Linked DNA regions of Mus musculus: region 2 is linked to region 1. Evidence: chromatin contacts called from ENCODE POLR2A ChIA-PET data. All regions are on one chromosome and are shown on one strand. Each heading gives the region's core, a stretch centred on a gene start or an enhancer-like site at or near the end of the contact. The rest is flanking DNA. Distances are from core to core; before and after follow the strand shown. Region 1 holds the start of 4930562C15Rik (RIKEN cDNA 4930562C15 gene). Region 2 holds the start of Ubald1 (UBA-like domain containing 1).

Region 1 (5,726 bases), core at 1,929-4,428:
TTTTTTTTTTAATTTTTATTTATTTATTTTATGTATATGAGTACACCATTGCTCTCTTCAGTCACACCAGAAGAGGGCTTTGGATCCCATTGTAGATGGTTTTGAGCCACCATGTGGTTGCTGGGAATTGAACTTAGAACCTCTGGAAGAGCAGTCGGTGCTCTTAACCGCTGAGCCATCTCTCCAGCCCCTAACCACTGAGCCACCTCTCCAGCCCCTTCTGAGCCATCTTAAAGGCTTTGTTTCTCTTTTCTTTTCATTTAAAAAAGTTTAAATATTTATTCACTTTATTTTATGTGTAGAGGTTTTCCCTGCATGTTTGTTCATGCCTGGTGCCCTAGAAGGTTAGAACAGGGCATTGGAATGGAGGTTATGGGTGGTTGTGAATCTGGGAAATGGGAACCCAGGTTCTCTGTAAGAACAGCAAATGGTTTTATCTTTTGTTTTTATTTTTGATCTTTCTTTCCTCTTTTTTTTTTTTTTTTTTTGAGTCAGGGCTTTTCTGTATATCCTGGCTGTCTTGGAAATCACTCTGGAGACCAGGCTGGCTTCAAACTCAGAGATCCACCTGTTTCTGTGTCTTGAATGCTGGGATTAAACGTGTCCACCACCAAAGACTGGAGCAACAAATGTTCTTAACTGCTGATTTATCTCTTCAGCCCCTGGTTTTCTTTTCTTATTCTTTCTGAACTGGTCTTGTGGCTATAACTACATCCTAGAGTAGGAAGGATTAGAGCACGACATCCCATCTGAGTCAAGCACTGACTCATCCTGGCTTCAGTATGACTGGCTGTGGAGCCTCCAGCAAATTGTAGAGCTTTTCTGAGTATCAACTATAGCTCCTCCTCACCTACAGAATAGGGATAACTACCCATTACACAGCTACTTCTCATGGATTTGTATTCATTCATTTTATCTGTGTCTCTTGCCAAGTTGACGCTCCTATTATCATGATCACTATAGTGTCTTCCTGATGGTAGATCCTCACATTAATTGATTTTTGTGTAGCCATGGTTGTGCTGAAACTCACTCTGTATACTAGGCTGGCCTTGAACTCAAAGAGACCCATCTGCCTCTGCCTCCCAAGTGCTGGGATTAAAGATGTGCACCACCACCATGAAGCCTCATTTTTTTTTTTTAAACTGAAGAGTCACATGACACAATATTTTTTATTGTTGTTATTTGACCAGGGGTCCCATATACCTAGGCTGGTGTGGAATTTGCCCTGAGCTTCTGACCCAGCTTCTATCTCCCAAACATTAATCTTACAAGCAAGCACCACATGCTTTTATCTGGGGCTAAGGATCCAACCCAGGGTTTCACACATGTAGGCAAGCATTCTATCAACTGATTTCTTCCTCAGCCAAAATCACCATTTAAACATATGTATGAGGCAAGGCAGTGGTGGCACATACCTTTAGTCCCAGAATTCAGAAGACAGAGGCAGGTGGATCTCTGTGAGTTTCAAGTTAGTCTGATCTACAGAGTGAGTTCTAGGACAGGAAGGACTACACAGAGAAACCCTGTATTGAAATAACAACAACAACACCCAACCCCTGCCCCCAAAAAAATCAAACTAAAAACAACAAACAAAAAAGATCTTTGTGTGTTTGTGTATGATGCTTGTAAGTGTGGGTACCTGTGTGCTGTGCATACAGGAACCAGAGTACACCTTAGATGTCAGTCCTCTCATGCTACCTTTTTTGAGGCAGAGCCTCATTTCTGCTGATTGACAGGCTAGCTGGCCCTTGATTTCTGGGAAATTTCCTCTCTCTCCTCATTATAATTGAATTGGAATTAGGCCTAGAAAGATGTCTCAGCAATGAAGAGCTTGTATTGTTCTTAAAAAGGTCTTAGCTTCAGGTCCCAGCTCTCAGGTTGGGTGGCTCACAACCAGCTATAATTCCAGTTTTAGGGAGATCTGATACCATCTTCTTTCCTCCAAGGGTTTCTTCACACACGCACACACATGCACACACACACATGCACACACGCACACACACACACACGAGAAAGAAAGGGAAGGAATAAATTTAGAAGGAGAACTTGAATTATAGAGACAGGCTACTGTGTCTGTCTGTTATATGAGTTCAGGGAATCTGAACTCATACTCAAGTTTATATAGCAGACACTTTACCCATTGAGCCATCTCCCCAGTCCAAATTCAAATAAACAATTCAAATAAACAATTCAGTGGTGTTGACACCATAGACAAAGTTCAACATCCTTCACTTTGATGGAGTTTCAAACATCTTCATCATTCCAGAAGGAAACCCCATATCCAACTGGTTGCCGTGCCCTGTGCCCCTCCCTTGTCTCCTGGAAACTGCCAGTCTGCCTTCAAGATGTGAACATTTGCCTATTCAGGGTATTTTGCAACAACGGGGTTTTTAATTATGTTGTCTGTTGTATCTGGCTTCTTTCCTCAGTATACAATTAAGGATGAAAGCTTGGAACCTCAATTTTGTTCAACAAAGTCTTGCCTACTCTCCATAAGTGGATATATCCCATCCCAAGGGAGAAGAGGGGACATGGTGTCTAGGAGGAGGCAAGGTCTAGAGTGCTTCTCCAGAAGGGGGGTTTACCTTTTCTGTGGCTTTCTCGTTGCCCTCTATCCTCTTCTGTATCTTGATATTATTCCACATCTCCTCAGCAGGCCGCTTGTCCCCATAGCTCTCCTCTACCAGCTGTGAGGTGGTGGGTATGTCCTGCATCTCAGCCAGTTTGGACTCTATCTTTTCGATTCGGTCTACTACTTGGTCAAAGATGTTGCTAAGCCTCTTCATTGGGTTGATGACAGGCTGGGCATCTCCCTCCCTGGGTATAAACACAGCCGGTGAGGATTGAAGGAAGTCCTCTTCCCCTGAAAGAACTTTCTTGAGCTCAGTGATTTGGATGTGCTCCAGGATGCCCTGGAGCAGGAGATGAAGGGCCTTGAAGTTCACGACCCCACACTGTGGGATGGCTACGTTGACCAGCTCGGTGAATGTGATTGAGAAGCTCATCCTGCCGGGGGGTCAGTTGATGTGGCAAGGCTTCTGGGTGTCCTTGGGGACAAGTAGCGGCTTTCAATTATCTGAACTGCTACACCAACAGGTCCTGAGAGGCTTGGGGTGGCAAGTCACAGTGGTCAGCAAGGAATGGCCTCTGTCCTTGTGAGAGCTCAGACCAGAGCTTCTGGTTGCTAGGATGCCAGAGAACATGGTGGAGTGGGCATGCTTCCGAGAACCCAGGGTGGGGTGGGTGTTCATAGGTGAGCTGGCTAGAGGAGGTGTTCAATTAATATTTGACAAGTGCTTAAGGAGTGAATGGCAGCCTTTCATTCAAGCCCTCTGATTACATAAGGCTTATGCCTCTAAGTGACACAGAGAGGTGAGGGAAAGGAAGTTTCCCTGGAAGTCTCTGGAATCAGGACAGAATACAGTTTTCTTGGAGTCAGAAGGTCCAAGGTTTTAAGAAAAGAGCCTAAAGAATTAAGCTCATTTCTGGATGTGGTCAAAGACACCACCAGCCACCCAGGCACTTCACCCTGAAGATCAGGTAAGAAAGTCAAGGTATGTTCTAGTATCCAAGTGTCGTACATTCCAGTAGCCCAGGTGATAAAGCCTCTTGAGTGTTGGGCATCATTGCTCGCCTGGGTGGTGGCACACACCTTTAATTCTAGTACTCAGGAGGCAGAGGCAGGCAGATCTCTGAGTTTGAGGCCAGCCTCACTTATAGAGTGAGCTCCAGGAGAGCCAAGGCTACACAGAAAAACTCTGTTTTGAAAAACAAAACAAAGAAAGTAAGAAAGGAAGAAAGGAAGGAAGGAAGGGAGAGAAAGAGAGAAGGAAGAGAAGAGGAGAGGAGAGGAAAGAGAAGAGAGGAGAAGAGAAGAGAAGAGAAGAGAAGAGAAGAGAAGAGAAGAGAAGAGAAGAGAAGAGAAGAGAAAAGAGAAGAGAAGAGAAGAGAGAAGAGAGGAAAGAAAAACCTGTGGGCTTCTAAAGTGTGCCTTAGGGTGCTCCAGAGAGAACAAAACCAGAATGCAGTGATGGAGACACATGAGCTGTTTATGAGCATTGCCTTTTGTGGTTATGGAGACTGACATCCCGTGACAAACTGTCTGCAAGCTGGAGACCCTTTACACACATGCCAAGGATCTGAACTCAGATCCACATTCTTGCACGGCGAGCACTTTACCCACTGAGCCCTTTCTCAATCTCACCACCCCATACCCTTTAATGAATGCCTTTAGGGTCCCCACTATGCTGAGCGATGTAAAACTTCAAGTGCTGCCTTTATACTTGAGTTACATAGAGCTCTTGACTTCTCTTGACAGAAATGCCTCACCCAAGGGGAAAAGGCCTCTGTTTGGCTACTTCCTCCATCGGTCAGATCAGCTATGCTCAGACTTGCCTATTTCATTGCTTGGGTTCTCTTCATACCAGCTCTTGGAAAATATTTAAACAACCCACCACATCTTTCAGTGGGAAGCTGAAGGTACATTATGCCCCAGCCACCACAAAGGCTGCTTCCCACATGCCTGCTGGTTCTCTGTGCAACCAAGTACATCTATCTGCATGTCCTCACATGGGCTGTGAGTCCATATGACTAATGAGCTCTGTCAGGCATATTCATCCAATGTCACCAGTATCGGATTTTTGGCCATCTTGCATTATGAAGGGTGGCCAAACATCCACAGGCTACATTTTGTCTTGATGCATTGAGACAGTACCCCCAAATTTCAACTGCAGGTGGTTCCAAGTGATCCTGTAGGACAGAACTGAGTTTATTAACTTAGGACTATGTCTCTGTGGCCTAAGTCATGTGTTACAATATTTAAGGGAGCATTCTCCAACTGGGCAAAGGCAGACAATGGGAGTGTAATGAAGTGGAATAGGTTACACCTGGGGCCATACAAACACAGCTTGACCATTCAGAGCCAGGCTGGGTACACAGGCATCTCTCTCTCTCTCTCTCTCTCTCTCTCTCAAATTCTCAGTGTCTGAACCATTTCTGTGTCTGGTGATATCTTAATATTAAAAAAAAAAGATTTATTTATTATATGTAAGTACACTGTAGCTGTCTTCAGACACACCAGAAAAGGGCATCAGGCCCCATTACAGATGGTTGTGAGTCACCATGTGGTTGCTGGAAATTGAACTCAGAACCCCTGGAAGAGCAGTCAGTGCTCTTGACTTCTGAGCCATCTCTCCAACCCCCGTGATATCTTAATTTAAAGAATGTTAGTGTGCTTCCTCCTTACATAGCTCCAGGGATGGACTTGAAATAGAGGCAGCCAAGGAATGAAACGCACACGCGAGCACACACACACACACACACACACACACAGAGAGAGAGAGAGAGAGAGAGAGAGAGAGAGAGAGATAGAGAGAGAGAGAGATGGAAATGCTGGGGTCAGATGGGTTGGGCTCTCAGATGGAAGGACCGCATCAGTCTGGATGCTCAGGGTGTTTGTTACAGAGAGCTAAACAGAAAGGTGGGGTTATTGCATACAGCTGAACAAGGGTAGGGGAACAGTCTTCAGGCCACAAATGCCTTGGGAGAAAAAGCTATAATGGCTATTTTCTAAACAAGTGGACTAGAAGAGAAGGCTTTGCCGTCCCATCTGAGCCTCGTCGTTGGGGGGTAAGGCTCCCCCCCCCCATTTCCCTTTAAGTCTTGATAAGGCTGTGTCCGTATCCACAGCATTTACTAGGGACTTCATTCTCTCAGAGCTTCCTCCG
Region 2 (5,726 bases), core at 941-3,440, 44 kb before region 1:
GAGGTGACTAGATAAGGTAGAAGGGTGTGCCTGTCTGTGATCCTACATCCATGAACAAAAGATCCCCCGACCCAATACTCAGCTTCCTTTGCCTGAAAGATATAGCTGGCTCACTGGGTGCCTGGTCTTTTCTTTAGCTCCAAATGTCACAAGTATAAGGAAATCCACCATCAGCTTGCTTACTATAAAAATGGGAATGACACTCCCTACAGTAGCTAACGCAGGACTCGAGAAGAGATGCATGCCAAGTCTTGTACACAGAGTACCAGGCCTTTTGCTAGGTCTGTCATGCTCATCCATCCCACACTGCACAGTGAGGAGAGTTCCCACACAAGAGTGGAACTTCGAAGAAACAACAGTCAAAAATGCCATCCAGGTCTGTCTGGCTACAACCTACCCACCTTCCTTCAGACTTTGTTACAGTCTCCATGGCAACAGTGAAATCAGAGCGGCCTTTTACTGTGATCTCCATGTGTGCTGGTTTTGCCTATAATAATGCACATGCATAGTTGGGCGTGGTGGCACACACCTTTAATCCCAGCACTTGGGAGGCAGAGGCAGGCGGATTTCTGAGTTCAGAGTGAGTTCCAGGACAGCCAGGGCTACACAGAGAAACCCTGTCTCGAAAACAAACAAACAAAAGCACATGCATGATGCTTCCTAGAAATAAAGGCATATTCTCAGCAAAAGCAAAAAAATTGGGGTACTGTTGATATGCAAAGACTACTGCTGAGTGTTTCTCCAAAAGGCAGCAAAGAGGCTGAAATCTTACTTCGTGTGGACAGATGGGCAAAACGTCTAAGAAAGGGAGACACTCACTAGTCCCGCTGCTACCCATAAACTAAACTCGCAGCTATAACTCAGAGCCTTCCAAGCTCCCCGTCCTCGTTTCTTCCTCCTTTTCTTCCTATCTAAGGATCTTTCAGTCCCACCTCCTTCCCATCTTCCTCCAGCCACCCGATCGGAGAGCCCCTAGGAGTGAAGGGCAAGATAGAACTCCATTTCCCTAGGTATCAACTGGGCCCCACACCTTTACGGCCTCAGCGGTCCTAGCGAGAACAAAGGATCAGGTGTATCAAAACGTCTCAAGAGCCCGCAGTTGGCTTCCGAGGCCTGCGCTTACTTCCTCGGGGCAGTGTCGCTATAATGAAGCTTTCGGACCTAACGCCTCCCCTCCCGGCTGGTTCTACAGGGGGCCAGGTCAAAGGTGAGGCCAGTGAGAGCAAAGAACCCGGGCAACGTCTCTCAGCCGAGAAGACAACGCCAGCCCTCTCCTCCCCCCAGCTTCTGGGCGACTCTTCCACGTCCGACCGGCCACTCTACCAACCGCGACGTCAGCCGGAAGTGGCATGTGCGGGGCTGTAAACACCGCCTGCGAAATCACGCACCCAGCTCCCGACCCCGCCCCCACGCCACGTGATGCGCCCGCCCCCGCCGCCGCCTCATTGGGCGGCCAGCTTTGTTTACCTTATATGGCCAGGTCCTAACACCCCGTGACGGCCCATTGGTACAGTCGCGACCTCACTCAGGTGACGTCACTGGGACAGAAAGATGCAAATAAACCGGGGCATTGTGGGAATGGCAGTCGTGGCCGTTTCTGTACGTGCTCCGCGCGGTCCTTTTGCCAGCAGGCTGCTGGAAGTTTTTCTTTTGCGTGGGAAAGTGGGAGTTGAAAGAAAGGGGACGCCAAGGCTCCGGAGCAGGGGCTGTCTTTTTTTTTTTTTTTTTTTTTTTTTTTTTTTTTAAGACGCTCTTCCTGCACGACTGGCCAAGAGTTAGGCAAAGATGCCTTGCGAGCTCTGGAATGCTTCCAGGAGGTGGTGATTTCTAGCAGCGCCTTGAAAGGCAGATGCTCTGCGATACCGAGCGTTTTCTAAGTCTCAGGATTTTAGGAGTGTTTCAGCCTAGGGCAGTGGAGTAGGACCAAAGCTATCAGAGAGTCCCCTAAGAGCGCGCCTATTAATATTGTGATGCTAAGCACAGCAGCACACAGGACCTCCAGGGCCCAGTGATAAGGCAAGCTTGTGCAATGGTCCCTGGTTCGCAACTTCGCCTCTCAGCCTGGGGCACGGGCTGCGCGCCCCACTGAGATCGCTCGGGAGAGGGCGTCCACGCTCCTTCCCGGTCCGTTCGGCGGGGGCGTCGCGGACTACACATCCCAGCATGCTTCGCCGGCCGCGGGGCAGCGAGGCGCGGTGAGTCAGAGCGCACAGTAAATATTTGTATTAGCCGGGGCCGGCTCGCTAATGGTGGACGCGTGAGGCTAGCGCGCAGGGAGGCCGGAGCGGGCTGCACGGCGGCGCCATGTCCGTGAACATGGACGAGCTCAAACACCAGGTCATGATCAACCAGTTCGTGCTGACGGCGGGCTGTGCGGCCGATCAGGCGAAGCAACTGCTACAAGCGGCCCACTGGCAGTTCGAGGTGCGTAGGGGAACCGGGGACGGGCGCGGGCGGTGTGGACACGTGCCGGGGTGCCGGCTGCGGGCATCACCGACCGCCAGGCCAGAGCCCCGGAAACCCCGCTATCAGGACTGGATACCCTCCCCCAACACCCCCCCCCCCCCGGTCCCGGTAACGGCTGAGGAGGAGACAGCCGCCTGGAAGACGCCCAGGGCCGTGCCGGAGGCGGAGTCGCTTGGAGAGAGCGGTCTCAGGGTCGGTGTGCCGGGTGGGCGGTTTGCGGGAGTGCGCACACGTACATGTGGATTTGTATTTACGCACGCACCGCGCTTGGGCGTCAGCAGGGCACATCGAAGGTTGTGGGCATGTGGGCGCGTGTGCGGACTCAAAGCCCGTCTCGAGTGCGTGTCTGATACAGGATACCTTTGTGTCATGTTTGGTGTGTGTGTGCAGCGTGTACATAGGTGGTGGTTTGCTGATGGTAATCGTGCTGGGTATGGTGCGGTGTATGTTCATATACGTCATGGAGTGTATGGGTGGTGTGCTGGATCCTCAGAGTAAATTACGAGAGTCTGTATGTGTGTAGCCCACTCCAAAGGTGTCACCGGGGCGGGATCCTTATGAAGACCTGGGTATCCTCGGGCCTGACAAAGGAACCTGTATCTTGGGATGGTGTACTGTATACGGTTCACTTATTTTAGGGCATTTTAGACAGAAGATGGGAAGGTCAGTCTGGCTCTCATCTACTCCCAGGTTTCTCTTGACCGGTAGGATTATGTGCCCAGTCTTTTGTGTTACTAAGATGCCTCTGTTCCTCTAACTCAAAACCCCACATTCACCACTTGTGGGTATCGAGATGAGACTCTCTGGCTTGTAGCTGTGTGGGTACATGTGTGAGTCACAACCAGAGCCAGTCTAGTATTCTGTGCCCAGTTGGAGACCCCAGAGCTTGGCTTCCCAGTGGGAACCATCCCATTTTCAGTAGGAAAAGCCAGGAAGTGGAGACCAAGGCTTAACTTCCTGGTGCAGGATCAGAACCTCCCCAGGCTGGGAAGACTGTAGCCCTTCCAGCTCTGGATACCAAGCCTTCGATCTGTTTATCTACTCCCTGCTAGACTTCCAGGCCAATGTCCCTATGCAAGAGAGGGAAGGCTTCTTCCTTTAGCCTGGATTTGCTTACCCCTGGAGGTAGCAGTGCTTGTCAGCCTCTGAGGCCTGAACGCTCTGCCTTCTGTCCCCTCCCCCTGCAGCCCCACCCCAGGGAAGTGCCTTACTGCTCAGCTCTGCAACAGTCTTAATCTGCCCTGTTGTCTCTTGGGTTGGATGTGGTAAAACTTGTAAAACCACATTCATGGCAGTTGCTGGAGCCCAGTGGCTCTGCTTGCAGGTCCTTGCCCCAGGCTGGGCAGGCAGGCAGGTGTCTCATGGGAAATGGGCCGTGTGGAAGACTCGGCCCCTCTCTCAGTGTGGCGCAGGCTGGAGGGGGATGGACTGAGATATATGGCTACCAAGATTAGGGAAAACTGTCTTCAGGAGGAGCAGGGACTTCCTGCAGCCTGGAAACAGGCTGACTGACATGGGTAAGTTCTCTGTGCTCTGGGCTTGCAGAGTCTCCCTGTCACCGGGTACAAAGTGAAGAATAAGCTGTGAGCTCCCCTTGACCTGAGGCATCTGCCTAGGTGTGAGGGGTTCCTCATGGTTAGCCCTCCCCCACCCTCCTGGTTGGTAGCATACTCCAGGCAGTGTTTCTGGGTCACATTCTCAGATTCAGGTGCTAATGGGGGCAGAGGCGGGGAGGGGGGGGGGACACACACACACACACACCTCTGTGTAGTTGGCCAGATTCTTCTCTATACTGCCCTTTGGAGGACAGTACGGGTGTGTCATGTTGGGGTCCTGGGCTAGAGGAGCAGCTGCCCCTGCTAGGAGGCCTTGAGTGACCCCAGATTCATCCCCACTCCACTGCTTGGGAACACTGGTGTTGGGCACCACCAGCAGGGCATTCCCAGAATAATTCATTGGAATATACTGGAAAAATAAAAGAGCAAGCCTGGTCTCAGCCTGGGTTTCTGTGTGAAATCAGAGGCAAGGGGCTCCCAGTCCTGCTGGCTGGCCTGGCCTCCTGCTGTTCTGGGTTGGAGTGAGGAGTGGTACTGCCTAGGCTGAAGCTTAGCAGGCTCCAGGGGACCCCTCACCCACTTGATAACCGTGCTCACCCAGCACTTTCACAACAGCATCCAGTTTCCTCTTTTCCTGAATCAGGCCAAGGCAGGATACGGTCAGTACAGACGCTATCCTTTGGGTTCCCTGAGGCCACCCTGGGGCTCCCTTCCCCAGTGACACAGGCTTTTACACCAAGTCCTCTTTTTTTTTTTTTTGGTTTTTCGAGACAGGGTTTCTCTACAGCTCTGGCTGTCCTGAAACTCACTTTGTAGACCAGGCTGGCCTCCAACTCAGAAATCCACTTGCCTCTGCCTCCTGAGTGCTGGGATTAAAGGTGTGCGCCACCACGCCCAGCTACACCAAGTCCTCTTTCACCACACTTTTTGGCCAGTCCTGAGTGTTAGCCTAGAGTCCCAGTTCAGGGTTCTGTTCCTATTCCCACCTCGTGCTAGCCCAGGGTCTTAAGCCACTTCATCCTCAGTTTTCCTGTCTGTAAAATGGAGGACACCAATTCTAGCTTTGATGGTATGCCCCTATTTTGCCCTATTTCTGCTTGAAGAGGCTGTAGCTCAGAACAACAGGTGGCTAAGGAGCTGTCCCAAAAGCTGTCATGGAAGCAGTCTTCAGTTTCTGGGTCACCCTCTAGCTGTTCGTGTTAGGGACATCCCTCCAGAGATGGAAGTTATGCTAAGAAGTCTCCACCCTCTACACTGAGACTCACTCTTTGAGAGTCCCCCAGTACATATGATACAGAGACTCAGAGAAGGGTGGGGATTCCTCCCAACACACACCCCTCCAGTTGAGGTGACAGACCCAGGCCACAGTAGAGTCCAGAAAAGCCACAGTGACAATGTTAGGGTGTGGGGCAAGGGTTCATGAGACCCCAGCTACCTGACTGGTGGGAAGCGATATTGTAAGCGTCTTCACTGCTGGGAGTCCCATGAGACCTCCTTGTGTGATGGTCACAGACACACTGCTGGACCTCAGTTCACCCTGTCCCTCGGGGATGGTTGGACAGGTCTTGGAGGGTAAGCACAGCCTTTCTCTCTGCAGACAGCCCTCAGCACCTTTTTCCAGGAGACCAACATCCCCTACAGCCACCACCACCAGATGGTAAGTGTCCCCTGGAAACCCAAAGTGGCAGTACTGGTGGCTCCCTG

Evidence for each region. ChIA-PET counts read pairs that join two places held with the same protein, here RNA polymerase II (POLR2A).
Region 2: POLR2A ChIA-PET joins it to region 1 with 13 read pairs in embryonic stem cell. The contact joins the promoter of Ubald1 here to the promoter of 4930562C15Rik in region 1. POLR2A ChIA-PET finds 5 or more read pairs at or near these places in 5 of 5 experiments (Patski and embryonic stem cell).

The regions. Positions count from the first base shown.
Region 1 is chr16:4,832,868-4,838,593 of GRCm38, reverse strand. It overlaps 4930562C15Rik (RIKEN cDNA 4930562C15 gene), which reads right to left and starts at 3,178. Exons shown (of 16, transcript NM_030192.1): 1 at 2,586-3,178. The coding sequence starts at 3,005.
Region 2 is chr16:4,876,315-4,882,040 of GRCm38, reverse strand. Ubald1 (UBA-like domain containing 1) reads left to right here and starts at 2,190. Exons shown (of 3, transcript NM_145359.2): 1 at 2,190-2,424; 2 at 5,620-5,679. The coding sequence starts at 2,305.